Linked DNA regions of Homo sapiens: regions 1 and 2 are each linked to region 3. The links are chromatin loops, found by intact Hi-C in ENCODE. Cell type or tissue: heart right ventricle. All regions are shown on one strand. Each heading gives the region's core, and the rest is flanking DNA. Links, peaks and the distances in the headings are about the cores only.

The links. Hi-C counts contacts between places; a loop is a spot of excess contacts. Peaks named below come from ENCODE experiments on the same cell type or tissue, not always from the same donor. Only the 100,000 strongest peaks of a DNase experiment are listed, where the experiment ranks them.
Region 1: it touches region 3 in a loop (3-fold over the local background); 31 of 110 quality-filtered maps call a loop at or near these places.
Region 2: it touches region 3 in a loop (4-fold over the local background); 37 of 110 quality-filtered maps call a loop at or near these places.

Annotation. Positions count from the first base shown.
Region 1 is chr5:147,506,840-147,512,758 of GRCh38, forward strand. DPYSL3 (dihydropyrimidinase like 3) reads right to left here and starts at 3,229. Exons shown (of 14, transcript NM_001197294.2): 1 at 2,639-3,229. The coding sequence starts at 3,019. In heart right ventricle, for the core only: a CTCF peak has its summit at 3,142; DNase peaks (open chromatin) are centred at 2,225, 2,458 and 3,172; H3K4me3 peaks cover 3,106 bases; H3K27ac peaks cover 3,404 bases; H3K27me3 peaks cover 450 bases.
Region 2 is chr5:147,222,068-147,227,986 of GRCh38, forward strand. The region is part of intron 1 of STK32A-AS1 (STK32A antisense RNA 1); the gene reads right to left. Among named protein-coding and RNA genes, the nearest start is that of STK32A-AS1, 9.8 kb to the right of the region's middle. In heart right ventricle, for the core only: a CTCF peak has its summit at 2,329 (motif pointing right); no DNase peak of the experiment used is centred there.
Region 3 is chr5:147,556,257-147,562,175 of GRCh38, forward strand. JAKMIP2-AS1 (JAKMIP2 antisense RNA 1) reads left to right here and starts at 3,738. Exons shown (of 4, transcript NR_038902.1): 1 at 3,738-3,881. RefSeq lists enhancers at 1-65, 4,537-5,466. In heart right ventricle, for the core only: a CTCF peak has its summit at 2,833 (motif pointing left); a DNase peak (open chromatin) is centred at 2,815; H3K27ac peaks cover 1,363 bases.

The sequences.
Region 1 (5,919 bases), core at 440-5,439, 49 kb before region 3:
TTCATCTCTAGATCTGGGAGAGATATTAGAGCTATTTGCCAAATATTTCTAGTCTTACAGGATCATGGCAAGATTGTATTCCACCAGTTGCTTTGAAGCTGAGTATAGACATGGTTTTCGGCCAATGAAATGTGAGCACACATCATGTTCATTACTTCAGCAAGGAATTAAGTGTGTATACAATTTGCCACATACTATACACAGATGTGTAGAGATGGAGCCTCCATCAAGTTAGGCACAATAATGAATAGAGCTTCCCTGTTGACTCACACTGGACAAATAGGAGCAAGAAATATGTTGTTATGTTTTTTATTAAGCTGCTGAGAGTTGGGGGTTGTTTGTTACTATGGCATCACCCAGCCTTTTCTGACAGATACAAGAGTGCACATACCTAAAAATCATTAAAATGTCTCATAATAAGGAAATATATTTACCCTTATATTTCCAAAGGTCAGAACTAAGAATAATTTGTAGAAACTACAGGTAGGTAGATTTGGGCTTAATTTTTTTTTTTTTTTAAGTAAAGTTGTCCAAAAAGTTGCTTCATGAGGTAGTGAGCTCCCTGACAATGGTTGTATTTAAGCAGAGGCCAGATGATCATTTTGCCAGCTATGTGGCAAAACAGATGGTTTAATTAAGGAGGTTTAGTGTATCAAACATTTATTGAGCACCTCCAATGTGCCAAGCATTCTAGCCACATAGATAAATCCAAATACACAATCTCTACCCTCAAGGAAATAAACAACAAGTTCAGAACTTGATAACCTCCGTGGTCTCTTCTAACAGTGTGATTCAACCAAATTAGAGATAATAACATGGCCTGGATGAAGCAGATGGCAAGCCCAAACTTACAAATGACTATGTAGCACTAGAAATCCTGCTGATGCCTAGGTTGTATTATTATTTCTCAATTAGTAGCCAAAAGTATAGGGTTTGCAAAAGGGAGGAAAACGGGAGAATTGCTAGGTTTAAAGGAGGAATATTTTCCCTTTCTCTAGTTACCATTCTTAAATCTTGCAAACCCAGCATATTATCTGGCTTACATCAGGGGTGTTTCAGCAAAGGGAATAGCACTGACTCACAGCAATTGTTACCGACCTTTTCCATCACTACTCCCGCCCGTTCCAGTCAGGAAGGGAACATTTCAATATGGACAAGTCAGACATGAAGAAAGGAATAACCTTTCTATAGGGTTCTTCTTCAGTTTAGATATCAACCAAAACATTTGCAAAATATCAGAAGTTTTCCCTAAAACGTTGGTAAGCAAGGGCTTAGGGGAATCACGCACTAAAAGGATGATGTGAAAATCACAAACTAAATGAATGATTTCAGAGGAAGCCGACATTGTTTTCCAAGTGGTACCCTTGAACAGCACTAACTTCAGCACTTATTTTCCCTGGTGGTCTTAGTAGTCAAAGGTTGGTTGGTTGGTTTGTCTAAACTTTCAAAAATCAAACAGTGAACAGAGATGCTGTTCTTTCACTAGCTCATTGCATTTTAATGGAAAAACAACTAAAACCTGAATAAGCATTAACTGTAATTGCTCTGAGGCAGACATTTCCATTTCAGGTTGTTATTCCTAACCATATTAGTGCAGAATAATACATGCGGATGGATTTTGCGGCCATTACCTAGACAAGGGTGAGGGCATCTGATTATTATTATTCCCCAACTGAAAGCTTCAGTTTGAACTCTGAAGTCTCCAGCCCTGCCAGGCCCTGCATTTTCTGAACTACATCTCTGAGTCTCTGTGAAATAGACACATAAATCAGGGCAAGCTAGATTTCAATGCCATCCCTTCAGTCAGTTCAGTGTGACATAAGTTTCTCAAAAATACACATACAGAAGAAATTGGCTTTGGCACATTTAAGAGCAGCAGGGAATTTGCATCTCATGCTAGTTTAATGTGCACTCTTAATACTCTCGTCTATTTTCTAAAATATAATGCTATTCTTGCAGAGGCAGCTGGACCCCTGTAATACCCAGTCTTGTGCCAAGCTATGTACACAAATACACTCTTTACAAACACAGATGTGAAATGCCGTGCTAAGACACAAGCGAGGCATAGAGAGAGATTCGCGTGTTTAGTCTAGAGGCTCCACACCCAAAAGTTTCAGGGACAGAGCTGATGTTTGAAGACTGAGAGGGGAGACCGCCCCTCCAGTACTTTCATCCGGGCACTATGGAGATGACCCCCATATTCCCAGCATCACTTTGCCCTCTGCCGTGGTGACCCGGGTTGAGATTTAATCTAGGGCCAGAGGGGGGCAAGACAATTGTGCTGTTGGCTACTAGAGAGAAGAGCTGGAAATCACTAAGCCTTCCCGGGCTGACACACCCACCCAGACCGGATGGCCCAGGAGTGCGGCGAGGAGGCAGGGGCAAAGGACGCGGCTCCAGGCAGGGGAACCCGGGCATCCCTTCCGCGCTTGCACGAAGATGCTGCAAGTGGCGACACGCGCGAATCCAGGGTCTGGGCTAGGAAGTCGCGCTACGCTCAGTGGAGGATGACCCTTTCCTCCTCCTTGTCCCCCAGCCCCGTGCAAAGTGAGCTGGAGAAAGTTGTGCCCGGGCCATGGCGGCCAGGGCTGGAGAAAGGAACGAAGGCAAGGAGGGAAGTGACCCGGGGCCCCCTTACCTTGTCCTTGGGGCCGAGGTTCTGCAACACCTCTTTGCCGGTGGCGCTCCGGATCTCTACCCCGGCGGGGGCGGGGGAGGCGGGCGCGGGCTCCCTGCTCTCTTCCCGGCCTTGGCCCCTGCGCGGGGTGTCCCCCTCGATCCCGGGCCGACTCCCCGATCCTCGGTCGCTGCCCTGGCCGCTCCGAGGAGTCTTCGCGCCCCGCTGCCCCACGCTGAGGGCATCGAAATCCAGCGTCTTGCTCTCGAAGGCGCCCTCCACGTTGCAGAACATGCCGCCGTATTTCTGCCGCGGGACCTGGTCCGTGGTGCCCGGCCTGGCCAGGTACACGGGCAGATCGTCTTCGTGGGAGCTGTCCCAGCCCCTCCGGCCCGAGGCCATGGTTCAAGCACGAAAGCGGCCCGCGGGTTTTTCTTCCCCAGAGGCGGAAAGGGCAGCCGCCGGCAGCGTGCGCCGAGCCACAGTGACTGTGGCGGGAGGAGGCGCCTGAGCCTTCGCGCCAGAGGCGGCAGTGCTGCTCCGATTCCTGCTTGTCCCTAGCGAGCCAGCGAGCCACACAGCCAGCTAGCGCGCGGAGCAGGGGCCCAGAGTAGCGCCGCGCTTGGCTCACTCGCTGGACCTCTCGCCCGGCCGCACCTCCTCACGCACCCCCAACCCTAACGTGGCCTCCCGGGCTGACGCAGCGTCGGTGCCCATCACAATCACAAACCAAACTTGGCGCGCGCGCACACGCACACACAGGCGCACACTGCCCGCTCGCGCAACAGCCTTGCCTCACACACTTTCGCGCAATTTAGACGTCTTAGAAATGTTCACACTCCAGCACTTGACTGCTTCACCCACACTAACTCCCTAGTTTGCCTCACAAACACAAAGCTTTCTGACGTCCCTCGTGCACAAAAACCCAGCTGACCCAGGTGGATTCATCTCAAAGCCAAGTCCTGATTTACAACTAACACATACAAACTCAAATTTACGACAGACTCACAATCCTACCCGGAACCCCGGACTTGCCTCATCCTGATCTTTAGGATGACACTCATAACTACACCCAGTTCTAGAATCTGCCTTGCAAACCCACACTCTCACATGAAGTCCTGAATTGGCTTACACACACAACACAAACACACACTGAGAGAGAAGCCCTCTTACTTCATTGAGAGTCACAAAAGCCCTTTGGCTCACATAAGCCCTTTCTTAGCTTCTATATAATATCCTAGTTTGCTTTTTACCACCCCTAATTTGCCTCATTTCAGATCACACACACACACACACACACACACACACATTCTTAGGTTTTGCCTTGCAAAGCACTCTTCATTGATGCTCTGTCCCTCATACAACAAACCCCAGATTTTAATCTCACACACTGACACAAGTCCAGGTTTACCTCAGTCGGAACCGACACTTAGATTCACACCTAAGCCCAGATTTACTTCAAAAATCACACAACCAAAGACTTTGCTTTTCATGTTACCTCAGATGTATGCAGACTTTACTTATGTACATCTGTGCTTTCATAACCTCATTCTCTTCCCCACGTCCACCCACGTATACTCTGACGCCGACTCTGCCACATAAACAGAACCTGCAAACTACATACCTTACATCATATCTGCACACACCACCTAAACCCAAAACCTGTTGTGCCGGATTTAACTGTGCTCCCTCTCAGAAAGTCACCCATTTATTTATTTAGTCAACCAACATAAATCAGGTACCCACTATGGCTTTCACAAGATGCTGGAGCAACAGTGTCGAACAAGAGAGATCGGCCTGTCCTCACCAAGAATGTAGTCTATTACCACCCATCTAGGTAGCACAGCCGTTCACTGTTCTGCTCAACTTACAGAACTTTGTTTATTTTGTGAACTAAACACTCCCCCTCCCAAGTATGGACACATACATGCTAAGCTCCATAAAGGCAGAGATCTGGTCTGTTCAGTTCACCTTTGTATATCTTGTGCCCAGAACATCTACAGGCACTTGATACATTCTTTTTGAACAAATGGAGGATAACAATAACAACGACAGCAGCACCAGAAAATGTTTATGGAGTTATTGCTATGTGCCAGTCATTATTATAATTGTTTCACATATATTAACTCATTTAATGCTCATAAGCATATGGCCGGCTTCTTTGTGCGCATAGACATACTCTTTGAAGGCATCCACATAGAATTTGATGAAATTAACCTTTGAACTCTGATTTTGGAGTGGAACAAAGGCTCCGGAAACTGGAATGTCAGTCTCAGGTCTGTGACAGCCACAAAATATTGAGGAATGGAAGTTGGCCTGAACTTAGATCAAAGACAGGTATGTTGACACAATTTAAACCTATCCCCTGGCCAGGCGCAGTGGCTCACACCTGTAATCCCAACACTTTGGGAGGCTGAAGCAGGTAGATCACCTCAGGTCAGGAGTTCAAGATCAGCCTGGCCAACATGGTGAAACCCAATCTCTACTAAAAATGTAAAAAATAGCCGGGCGTGGTGGCACCCGCCTGTAGTCCCACCTACTTGGGAGGAGGCTGAGGCAGGAGAATTGCTTGAACTCAGGAGGTGGAGGTTGCAGTGAGCAGAGATTGCGGCACTGGGCTCAAGCCTAGGCGACAGAGCAAAATTCCACACAAAACAACAACAACAACAACAACCCAATCCCCAGTGAAGAGAAAGCCACTTGCTAAACTGCCTGTGCTCTATCAGAATTATTTATGACTTCTTAAGCTGACTTCCTTTGGGCAGCTGCTCCTTCTTAACAAATGCTGGTTGGTGATGGACTCAGAATTTCCTGTGAGTGCTGCTTCAGAACAATTACAGTTAAGGGTTATCCAGGTTTTATTAGTTTCAGGCTCTGCGCTAAGGACATCCAGGCAGTATCTTAATTAATCTTAATAACCTTACCTGTCTGGTACTAGCATTTCTTTTTGTTTGAGACAGCATCTCCCATTTGAGACAGATGGGAAAGGCAGGAGTGCAGTGGCCCGATCACAGCCCATGGCAGCCTTGACCCCTGGGGCTCAAACAATCCTCCTACTTCAGCCTCCTGAGTAGCTGCGACCACAGGGGTGTGCCACCATGCCCAGCTAAACTTGTATTTTTTTCAGAAACAGAGTTTCACCATGTTGCCCAGGCTGGTCTTGAACTCCTGAGCCCAAGCCATCTGCCCACCTTGGCCCCCCAAAGTACTGGGATTACAGAAGTGAGCCACTGCACCTGGCCTATTATTTCTTTTCTACTAATGAGGAAGCAGAGGCTCTGAATGAATGTCCAAGTTACAAA
Region 2 (5,919 bases), core at 440-5,439, 330 kb before region 3:
TTTTGTACAAAAGATAGGCATCTGGTAATAACATTAATAAACTTATTGGGTACCCATACTGCTCAAGGCATTACACTAAGTGCTTTCTTGCATTATCTCACTTAATCAACACAATGCTTTTCAGGAGTATGTACTCTACCAGTATCTGTATATTATACAGTTTAAGAAACAAAAACTCTCAGGGTCTAAATGACTTGCACCAGCTTATGAAGCTCTAGGTGGTGAATAAGGAAATAAACTTGGGTCAATTTGATGCTAACGCTATTTTTGCTCAACAACAATGCTCTACTATGCAAGTTTTCTGGGGAGCAATTAAACTATTCACACCTCAATGCAGTTGAATAAATGAGTACACACACACACGCACACATATTAGAAACCATAACTCATATCCACTTTCCTTCTCCTTCTCAGGTAATAATATTTTTCTAATAATCATGTAATAGGGAATATTTTAATACTATCTCTAGCTTTTCTTTGCAGCCCTAGAAATAAAATGTCCCCATTACTTCCTAGGGTTGTTTCCCTCTCTCTCTGTCAATTAAATTATGTCAAACTCACAGGGGTGACTAGTAGTGAAGGCAGCATGATATGTACTGTGAGCTCACTAGAGTGCTTGCTCCTCAAGAGCAAAGACTGGTTTATTTATCTTTGTATCTCCAGTTCCCAGCATGGTGTTTTCCCCACTGTAGACAAATGATCAAAACTGTGGGAATGGGTTATTAAACAGATAATGAACTTGAGGTTACAGAATTTGTAACGGCTGTTTAGAAACTGTAAACTCCAATCACTCAATGAAATTGGAAAATAAAATGGATGATCTCTGTCAAGATAATATCTAAAGAAAAATCTTCTGTAGGAGGTTATTGTATGTACTCTCTGAATGTGATGGTATTTGTAGAAGTGAGCAAAGCAGGTAAAACTGAACATTGAGTTGGATTCAACAATTAATAGATAATTTCCTAAATATGAGACATTGTGCTAGGACCTGATTATTTTCTTATAATTAAGGAGAATTTTCTTTTTGTTATGATAACTCATCTTTTTAGTAAAGTAATTTGCATATCCAGCCAGCAGAAAATAAGGCTTTGTCATGTGTAAAGAGGGCAGAGTAATCTTACTAAAACTCAACTCTAATGAGGTCTATTTTCCTGCTAACACATCTAAAAGGCTTCCTATTGCTGCGATGGTTTAAACTGTAAACTTTTTCACAGAAGACTTGGTTTTCCAAGATCTTTCCCTCATCACTACACTCCCTACACTACAATCACACTAAACTTCTAATAACTCTCCCCAGATATTATGCTTTTTATGCCTCCATTCTCCAAACCTCGAATGCCCTCCTCTCTGTCTAGTGACACTCTATTCATCTTTCAAGACACAGATCAAATGTTACTGAGGCTTCTGGCTCTTTGAGGCAGAGATAGCTGATCTGGTCAGTGCTTTGCGAGGGCTCCCAGCCAGGCACCTGTCAATCTCAGGCTGTGGTTTCTGCCTCTATCCAAACCACAAAATCCTCAGGTCCAGTAACAGTTTCCAACTTTTCTTTGTTCCCTTTAAACATAGCACTGTAAAAGGTCTGTTTACTTCACCAGTGAATGGTTACTGCTTTGCAGTACAAGGTGTCTTCTTCATATTTTCCTCCTAAATTACTCAATGGAAAGAATGATGGAAATAATAAACATGTAATTATGTTAGCAATTTATTTAATGTGCCAAATACTGGATTCAGTCCTGTATATATAATGGTGGACAAGAGAGATGTTCTTATCCTCATGGAAGCTGCACTCAATGAGGAGAAACACAGCAAAGTTGTTACACAAGCAAAATAATGATAGCTCATGATGAGTGACATGATGGAAGGAATTAGGGTGTACAGTGGAGAATGGAGGAAGTGGTGAGGAAACAACATCAGAAGAGTTGAGGGGAGGTCTTCCTGAGCAGGAGAAATATGAGCAGACAGCTGAATGAGGAAAAGTCTAGAACTGCATTCATGCATAAGTAAGAGCCACTCAAATGTCCTGGGGTGGGGACAAGCTCAGTGTGATCTGCAAAGAGCAGAAGGGCTGATGGGCTGGAGTGGAGTGAACAGATCATAGATAAAGGTGGACAGAGTGACCGGGATTGGACAGTATCAGGCCCTGTCTAAATGCAGTGGAACCCAGCATACAGTTTTAAGCCACCAGTGATATAGTTGAAACCGCATGGTATTCAAATTTGTGTTGTAAGCCATTATTTACTTTTTTAATTGTAAAAAATTTTGTGTATCTATCTGGACAAGACTTTCTCACTGGCTTAGTCTTTACTTCATTCCCCTCTCCACTGGGGGGCTCCAGAGATTGTTTCAAGAATGCAGTCTAGTCTCCCAAGCACCCTTCTTGTGGCAGTCTCTGAATTTCCCCAAAAGCTAGCTATGTTTAAGATGGGAACACCAACAAGAGAGCATGAACAACTGAATAAATAAAAGATAAAAACACAATCAGCTCTGTGAAACAGTTCTGCATTTGACAGCATGAATATGAGGCAAAATAAGCATCACTATTTTTCTATAGAACCTATGGTATGCCGTGCCTTTACATGAACAAATACATTATGACTGGCTAGTTTTATTTTAAGTCAAAGTGACTATTCCAACAGAAGAAAGATTTAGACAACAGACATGAGAGGTATTTGGGCATAACCTGGTGGCCTGCTAATTAAAATGACCTTAACAGTTGTCAGTTTCTGAGTGTTTACTCTGTGCTGCCTAGCACTGTTTTAAGTGCAATATATATATAAAATCTCATTTAATCCTTCATTAATCCTGATATTAATCTCAAAAGCTGATAGAGATGACCATTGGTTCCTTTACTGAAAATGGAAAACTGAGGTTTAGGGCCTTTAAGTGACTTGTCCAACATCTCAGATATATTATTGGTGGAGCTGGCATTTGGATGAAAGAGTGCTTGACTCCAAAGCCCTCCATGCCAACCAGAACACCAAATTAAAGAGTTTTCCATAGACTTCAGTTCAAGTCTCAGATCACTTTCTTGCAGTTTCAATTTCCTTGATTGTTATTTCCCCAGGGGAAAAAAAGAGACTTACAGACCCAACAAATTTGTAGTGCATCTCCAATGCCATGAAGATAATCAAAATGTTTTGTGAAGTCCCCAGTGTTATACAAAGGCTATATATATATATATATATATTTTTTTTTTTTTTTTTTGCCAGGTGCCTGATTTTTGCCTAAAAAGAAAATTCTCTCGCAAAAATGAATTCCTTAAAAACTCTATTTTTTTCCTAAACTTGGTTGTGTTTAGCCCTCTTTTGCAACTTGCCCCTAATTGAACACCAAATGTTCATTCATAGTATCTAATCCTCTCTCAGGTTTTTCATAAGGCGTTGGCAACAACAGAAGGTGATAGGGCAATAGCACGGGGGGTACGTTTTTACCCAGCTCTGCCACCATCACATTGTGCAGCTTAGGGCAAAACTCTTCATCCGGACCCCAAATTTAAAGTAAACAAGTGAGTTAGTGAGAGTTAAAGATTATTCCAAGTTTTAACATACTAGGGTAGTGTGTAGCCCATGACGGGAATGAAAGAAAGAAGAGGAAAAGGGCTAGATGACAATAGTGTTATCTTGTAATATTCTTTTAATTGAATCCATTATGGGGCTCTTGACCATAAGGCGACCACTAGCACTCCAACAAGTTCAGCGGATATTTCAGGTGTATCAGGCACTATCCTAGGATCTGGTCCCAAAAATGTTAAACAAAACCAATATGATTCCTTCACTCTGTGGAACTTTACATCTCCATAGATCAAACAATGGAAATCTGAAACAGATATGTCAGCCACAGACACACTTTGTTTTACCACCTTTTGTTTCACATTTAAAAATTCTGTCCATGTTTAAAAATAAGGAAGATTTAATACAAAAGTTCTCGTTTCCAGCTTCTCTTGAAAAATCTGAATATTTAGCAGTGCTGAGCTGGCATTCCCACATGGCAGGGAAAGGTGGAGCTGAAAAGAAGTTGTCCTCACCCCACACCTAGAATAGACCCACACTCTCCATTGACCCCGCCCACCGTCACCATGACAGAGGCAACCTATGTGCCCAATCTGCGTAGGCTTAGGTGTGTGTGATTCTTGGGTTAGAGATGGAAACAATAAGAAACTATTTCAATCGTGTTGATTATTACAAAGAGCTGTATGGAGACCTGCCATGGATAAGAACAGAGAAACCGCCAGCACTTCGGTCTTCATCTCTGCCCCGTCCGGCCCCCACTTCCACCCACAGAGAGCAAGGGCAACAAAGGTGCCTGGGAAATTTGGAGGCTGGGAGCCAGGCGACCTGGGCCTACCAAAGGTTCTCTCCACTAACTGTTATGCTACACTGGGCAAGTATTTTCTGTCTTTGTGCCTCAATTCCCTGTGCAATAAAACGGAAAGAAAGAAAAAAAAAATCTACCAGACCACAGTCCTTTAAGGATCTTTCCTGTTAGGATCCTGTAAAATTCTCACCACTGTCTTGGTCTCCCGTCATAACCCCAAGGGAAGTCTTAATGGCAATCTCGCCTTTCCCTTTCTAAGATCAGCAGGCTCCGACCCGCCACCCCCATGCCCACCACCATGGCGACGCAGGACGTGTCTCTTCAGGGGAATCCGAGCCCGGGCCGGGAAGTTGGGGAGGCACCCCCATGCGATATGGAAAGTAATAGCACCCCCACTTCCCTCCCTGGATATTACGATACACATCACAGGGGGTGAAGCACCCCCCTGGGAAATAAGGAGTAATAGCACCCCACCCTCCTCCACGCCTGGCTACATGGCGGGGGGGTGAGCCACACCCCTGCGATAGGGGGAGTAATAGCAACCCCCTCTCCAACCCCTGGCTATTATGATCCACATCGCAGGTCCATCAGGCACACCCCTGCGATTCGGGGAGTAATAGCATCCCCCTCGCCCGCCCCGGCTATTACGATCCACTGCACAATGGGGTGAGGCACCCCCTTGCGATATGGGGAGTAATAGGACACCCTCTCCCCCACTGGCTATTACGATCCACATCGCAGGGGGCTGAGGCAACCCCCGGCGATATGGGGGGTTACAGCACCCCCTCTGCCCCCAACCCCCCGGCTATTACGATCCATATGGCAAGGGGGTGAGACACCCCTCTGCCTTACGGGGAGTAATAGTCCCCCCTACCCCCCTGGCTATTACGATCCACATCGCAGGGTGGTGAGCCACCCCCCGCCATATGGGGAGTAATAACCCCTTCCTCTCCCCGCCCCCACACCCCGCTATTACAATCCACGGTAGACTCACAGCCTGTTTACGATGCTGTGAGTAATATCATCTCCCCCTCTGGAAATTACCAACTATTTCACACACGGGTGTACACCCTCTGCAGTATTGGGAGTAATATCATCCTCTTCCCCTCTGAATATTATAAACAATATCACAGGAGTGTTTATACTCCCTGTGATATTGGGTGTCATATCATTGTCTTCCACGTTAAAATTAGAAACAATATCCCTGGACGCGTGTACCACTTCTGTGATATTTAAGGTATTACCCTCTTCTCTCCTGGATCATAGGAACAATATCCCTGGGGGGTGTACACTTTCTGCGATATTGGTAGTTAATAGCATCCCCTCCGCCTTTGAATATTAAAGACAATCTCACGCGGGGTGTACAACCCCTGCGATATTGGCAATATTATTATCCTTTCTCCCTGCATATTAGGAAAAATATCAGTATGAGTGTATACCTCCTGCGATATGGGGATTAATACCCTCTTCTCCTCTTATGGATATTAGGAACAATATCACAGGGGTTTTACATTTTCTTCGATATCTGGAGTAATGTCATCCTCTCTTTGTTTGAATGGTAAGAACAGTATCACAGGGGGGATGTACACCCCCTGCGATATTTTG
Region 3 (5,919 bases), core at 270-5,269:
TGTGGGCTTTGCTTTATGTACAGCCCTCACTCAACAATTGCCAAGGGATTTTGCAATGGCTGAGTCTTATTTTACCACTTCTCTACTGTTTCCATGATTACATTCACTTAGGGCTCATTAGGGTATTGCCAAGGTCCTTGCTGATATTGATTTACTTTATATGATATGCATAAAGTTTTCTTTTCCTCAAACATTAGAAGATTTCAAGGATTTTGCAAAGTAAGTTTAATTCAACTTTGTAGCCTTGACAACCATAATTTTAGAAAATAAGAGCTCCCTTCCCCCAATCTGACCTCTTAAAATCACCTTATCCACAGCACATGCTAAAACTGGGTTCTGAATCAACTCTCTCTCTCTCTCTCTCTCTCTATATATATATATATATATACACACACACACACACACACACACATACATATATATACACTTGTATATATATACACAACACTATATATGTGTATATATATACACACGTATATATAAACACAACACTATATATATGTATATATATACACACTTAAAATCTGAAAAAACATTCTAAGAATCAAAGACTAATAAATTTATTCAAATATAGTCCAGAGTATTTTTAAAGATAAACTAAGCAAATACATTCACATTTCATCCACTCTGGGTTAATTTTCCAATAGTAAGGAAAAATACTACTCATCATAATGAAACTTCTACTTCACCATCCTCTGTTACAATCTAGCACGAAGGGACTTTTTTTTTTTTTTTTGCCCAGACTGGAGTGCAATGGCACGATCTCGGCTCACTGCAACCTCTGCCTCCCAGGTTCAAGCAATTCTCCTGCCTCAGCCTCCCAAGTAGCTGGGATTACAGGCGAGTGCCACCATGACCGGCTTTTGTATTTTTAGTAGAGACAGAGTTTCTCCATGTTGGTCAGACTGGTCTCAAATTCCCGACCTCAGGTGATCTGCTCCCCTCAGCCTCCCAAAGTGCTGGGATTACAGGCGTGAGCCACCATGCACAGCCCATGAAGGGCCTTAAGATTAGCATCTTGAAAAATACATGCATGGCAAGAAGCAAAATGCCCAGTTTTAACAAGAGTTGAAAGGAATATATTGACAATTTTAAGATGCTCATTTTAGAGTTCTTTCTTGCCTAAGTTCAAGAGCAAGACATTGGGAAGTTACTGAGCAGTTTGCATAACACCAGCTGCAGGAGACACTTGTTGAAGTCCTGGGTGGTGTCCACTGGCTTAGTGAAGAACAAATTATGGCAAAGTGGCTTCCTTCAGTGGTATTATTAAGTCTCAACTTCAATATTGTATCTCTTTCTTATTGACTAACACTTTAGAATGGGCTATGTCCCCTAGTATATCTACATTCTCAGCCTATAACTTCGATTCGTAGCATTTGTCACAAATTTAATTTAAGCAAATATTTGTGTAATAATTTGTATGATGAACTCCTTTGTCATTAGAACATAAGGTCCATGAGTTGATTTTTTTTTTTCACTTTTGGAAGAAATACAAATGTTTAGCTCAATGCTAAACATATATGAGGATCTCACTTAGTTTTTGTTGAATGAATCAAAGGAAGGGAAAATAATTTACCTGAAATGATGAACAAAAACAATAAAAAGTTTGATTTCATTAGAAGTGAACCTAGTTGTTTCCAAAATTTGTAGATTAAAAAACGGCCCTTTTAATTACTGCTTATTGAAAAATTATGCAATGAGTTACAAGCCCCCATGAATTCTGTCGTGCCTTTCTAAGACCTTGCATTTTGTTGTAAGTCCATTTACATATACTTGGAAAATAATAGGGAGTTTCTGTATGTGACACATGATTTATTCCACCTGCAGGCAATGCCGCAGACAAGCACACACACTTGGTGTTCTGTTCCACCGTTCTTTGGATACCAGATGACTGTCACTGTAGTTTGGAAACTACTAAGCTAATACCCCAAATTGCACCCTATTCTAACATTCTGAGGTTTATTCAGTGTTTGGCAACAAGGTGAATAAGAAAACCTGACATTTAATAATTAGCACAAAACAACTGTAAAATCTCAAGCATGCCTTTTAGCCGTCAGCGTTGCGTAATAAGTTGGTAGTGCTATTCTTCTGGGGCTTCTTTAAGATAACATAGGTATCTGGCAAGGAAGTGTCTACCTCTGTCTTCTCCTGTTCTCTAATCTCTTAATTGTTACTTCCCAACAGATGCCAATGGGCCAGAGAGCCTGTATGACACAATCCAAAAACATCAGCATCTCAAGGCACAGACTAACTCAGAGAAGGGGTTAGAATGGATCCAGAGGGAAAATGTTGAGCAACCAGCACAGCAAAGAAGCTTATCTTTGCACACTTCACAGTTTTTAAAGCACTCAGAAAATCTTCAAGGCTGCAGATTGAGAAAGTGACAATGGATGAAATAGAGGAGCAGAACAGTTAAGTGACTTGCCCAAGGTTTAACAGATAGTAGGAGGTATTAATAGAAGCGGACCTTAGCAATCTGAACCTTGTGTCTAATGTCTTTGTTGTGTATATCCTTCCCACCTTTGCCCTCCCTCCCCAAACACAAGAATGTTCTTGTAGATGGAAATCTTTTGGTGCTATGGCTGAGCAATGTGGGTGGTTTGTGTTCTGTTTCTTTTCTGTTTATTTGGGGATTTTGCCTCTGTTTATAAAATATTATCTCTCGGTGTCTATAGTATTTTGCTGTTGTTGTTAAAGTGCCCAGAATCTCTCAGACCTTGGTGTAGCTGAGTTGTGGCCAATATGATGCCTGATTATTCACACTGTGGGGGAAAAAGAGTAGGCTTTTGTAAACTTATGGAGGACTGCCCCCTGGGGGCCAGAAGAATGAACCCCTCCCTGGACATGAGTAGAGTAGGTGCAGGAGGCTGATAAACACGGTGAACCCTATGTGCCCATTAATATCCAAGAAAACCTCAGTAGTGGCATTCTATTGGGATCACTCATGCCAATTCCCAGATTTCTCATGCATTACTTTTCTCACCCCTTAGCAAGCCAAATTTAGTAAAGATTACTGTAGAAAACCTAACTTTTCAAAATTAACAGGTGTTTCTAAAAGAAAACTAGAACAATGAAAAAAAAAGTAAGGAGACAAGATTGCCTATCATCGCATCACCAGAGACAACATTTTCTCCTAAATCTTTCTAGCCTTTATTTTCTGCATGGATATATATACCTATTATATATATAATTTATTGTAACACTTTGGGAAGCTGAGGCAGGTGGATCACTTGGGTCTAGGAATTTGAGACTAACTCGGGCAACATGGCAAAACCTGGTCTCTAAAAAAATACAAAAATTAGCCGGGCATGGTGGTGCACATCTGTGGTCCCAGCTACCCGGGAGGCTGAGGTAAGAGGATTGATTGAGCCTTGAAGGTTGAGGCTGCAGTGAGCCATGATTGTGCCACTGCACTCCAGCCTGGGTGACAGAATGAGATCCCGTCTCAAAAATATATATTTTAAAATAGAATTATTCTGTACCCTCTGTTCTCTGGCTTGCTTTGTATCCTCTATAGTGTCTTAATGGCATAGATTTTTTTCAAGTTCACACAGAGCTTTTCTCAGCTATTTCATAGCCAGAATAAAGCTGTGGCTAGAGAGGAATGCCCTCTAGCTGGAGAAGGCAGTATGATGGAATGCCAGCTTCCCAAACCAAAACGTGCTTATGAACCACCTGGGGGCCTGCTTAACATGCAGATTCTGATTCAGGAGGTCTGGGGTAGGACTTAGGATGCTGTATTCCTACTGTGCTCTCTGAGGATGTGGATGCTGTTGATCTGCGGACCACACTTTGAGAAATACACAGGTGACAGCTGTGGTGGAAAGAACTCCCATCCAGGAATCAAAACATGTCTTCACATTTTGGCCATGGAACTTGGGGTAAGTTTCTAAACCTCTTAATCTTTGTTCTTTTACATATAGAAAAAGAAATCATAAACATCTGAACATGCTAAGCTCAAAATATGGGTTTATTAAAGTATAGCTGAACTGAAATCCAGTCATGATAGAAAGACTAGTTGAGGAAAGAATAATTCTATCTCATATCCCCTATTCTCCCCTGTCACTCCAGCAGAAGAAAAAATCTGCCATCAGAACAGGAAAGAAAGCTCACTAAATAGCTTATTTGCTAAAGAAGTCCAAGGTACTGAATTTAGACAGGTAAATTGATCTATTTTGCCTTTTCAAAGCATTAAATAAAAAAAGAACTATAACCCTAATGGACGGGATCCCCTAGCTGTCTCTGCCCACCCTACAGCAGCTTGAAGGCTGATTCGTTTCTTTTACAAATACATGAACATCTCAAATATATGTCCAAACTTCGAGAAATCTACTTTTCTTATTTCTGTTCTTTTTCTATTTTTTTTTTCTGTCTAAGCGCCAGACACACACTGTCTCTCTCTCTCCCAATCCTCCTTTCCATTGCCTCCCCATCTTGCTGGTTTCAACTTCTTTTCCCTCCTAGACACAGTATTCCCCTCTGGATCCCTCCACATTCCTTCCCTTTCTAAATTCTTGGCTTCTCTAATTCATGTGTTCACATACATTTCCCTACTCAACACAAAGGCTCCTTTCCAGGAGTCTGGTGGGACCTTGCTTTTTCCTTGACATATTATTATTATTTGATTTTTTAAAAAACTGTGATTCAAAAGCAGAAGAGCATAAAAATTAGACTTGCGTGTTTCTCTTTTCAGCTAGGGAAGTTGCCAGCTACATCATCTTGTAATTCCCAACTCCTTTTCTTACAAGGGCAGACTCTTAATCACTCAGCTTGGCTTCTCTTTCAAAGGTAGGAACAGAGGGAACCATGAGAGAAAGGACTGATAGAAAGGACTCGCCCACTGCCTGAGGAGCCACCTGAGACAAGGATAGTCAGTCTAGTTCTGTGAGGGGGAGTAGATGCTGGGCTGAGCCAGTATGATGCTTCCTTGTGTTCCAGGAAGTTCTTTGTATAAAAACTGAAAGAACTGCTTTTTAAGGGCTGTTTGATTCTGGACTCCTGTGATTAAGTTCTGAAGGCCTCACACTGAGACCAAAATTCCCCAATTATATTCTCTTGAAGAATCACCCTGGGTGGGCTCAGCTTGGGGGTAGAGAGTTGTAACTAGGCAAAAAAAAAAAAAAGAAAGAAAGAAAGAAAGAAAGAAAGAAAGAAAGAAAGAAAGAAAGAAAGAAAGAAAGAAAGAAAGAAAGTGAACTAATATAGTTTAATTTATTGCCCACATCAGGCCAAGATAAAATTTCTGAGATTTACATGTCCAGATATTTAATGAGCAAATGCTTTCCTTTACTGAGATTTTTTGGTAGTTGTATGTAATTCACTTTGTTGCAATTTCCTTGTTTATTCCCATGGAGCCTAACATAGTCTCCAGCTTCTTAGGGTAAGGGCAGCAAATCCTTCTCTGCATACCCACAGCAATAGAGTAGGGGAGAGGATGGAGAGTTTCTTTGTTGTGATCTAGTCACCTTTCTCTCAGATTCCTGATTTTATGTAATAATTGTGTATGCGTGCGTGTGTGTGTGTGTGTGTGTGTGTGTGTGTGTTGGAGACATATGGTTTAGTGTTAATTTAAATTAATATGAGATTACCCAAATACTTTTTAGAATAATTTGAGTATACTTTATTTATTTTTATTTTTTAAGACGGAGTCTTGCTTTGTTGCCCACGCTGGAGTGCAGTGGTGCGATCTCGGCTCACTGCAACCTCCACCTCCAGGGTTCAAGAGATTCTCCTGCTTCAGGCTCCCCAGTGGCTGAGATTACAGGCATGCGCCAACACACCTGGCTAATTTTTTTTGTATTTTTAGTAGAGACAGGGTTTCACCATGTTGGTCAGGCTGGTCTCGAACTTCTCACCTCAAATGATCTGCCCACCTTGGCTTCCCAAAGTGCTGGGATTACAGGCGTGAACCACACTGTA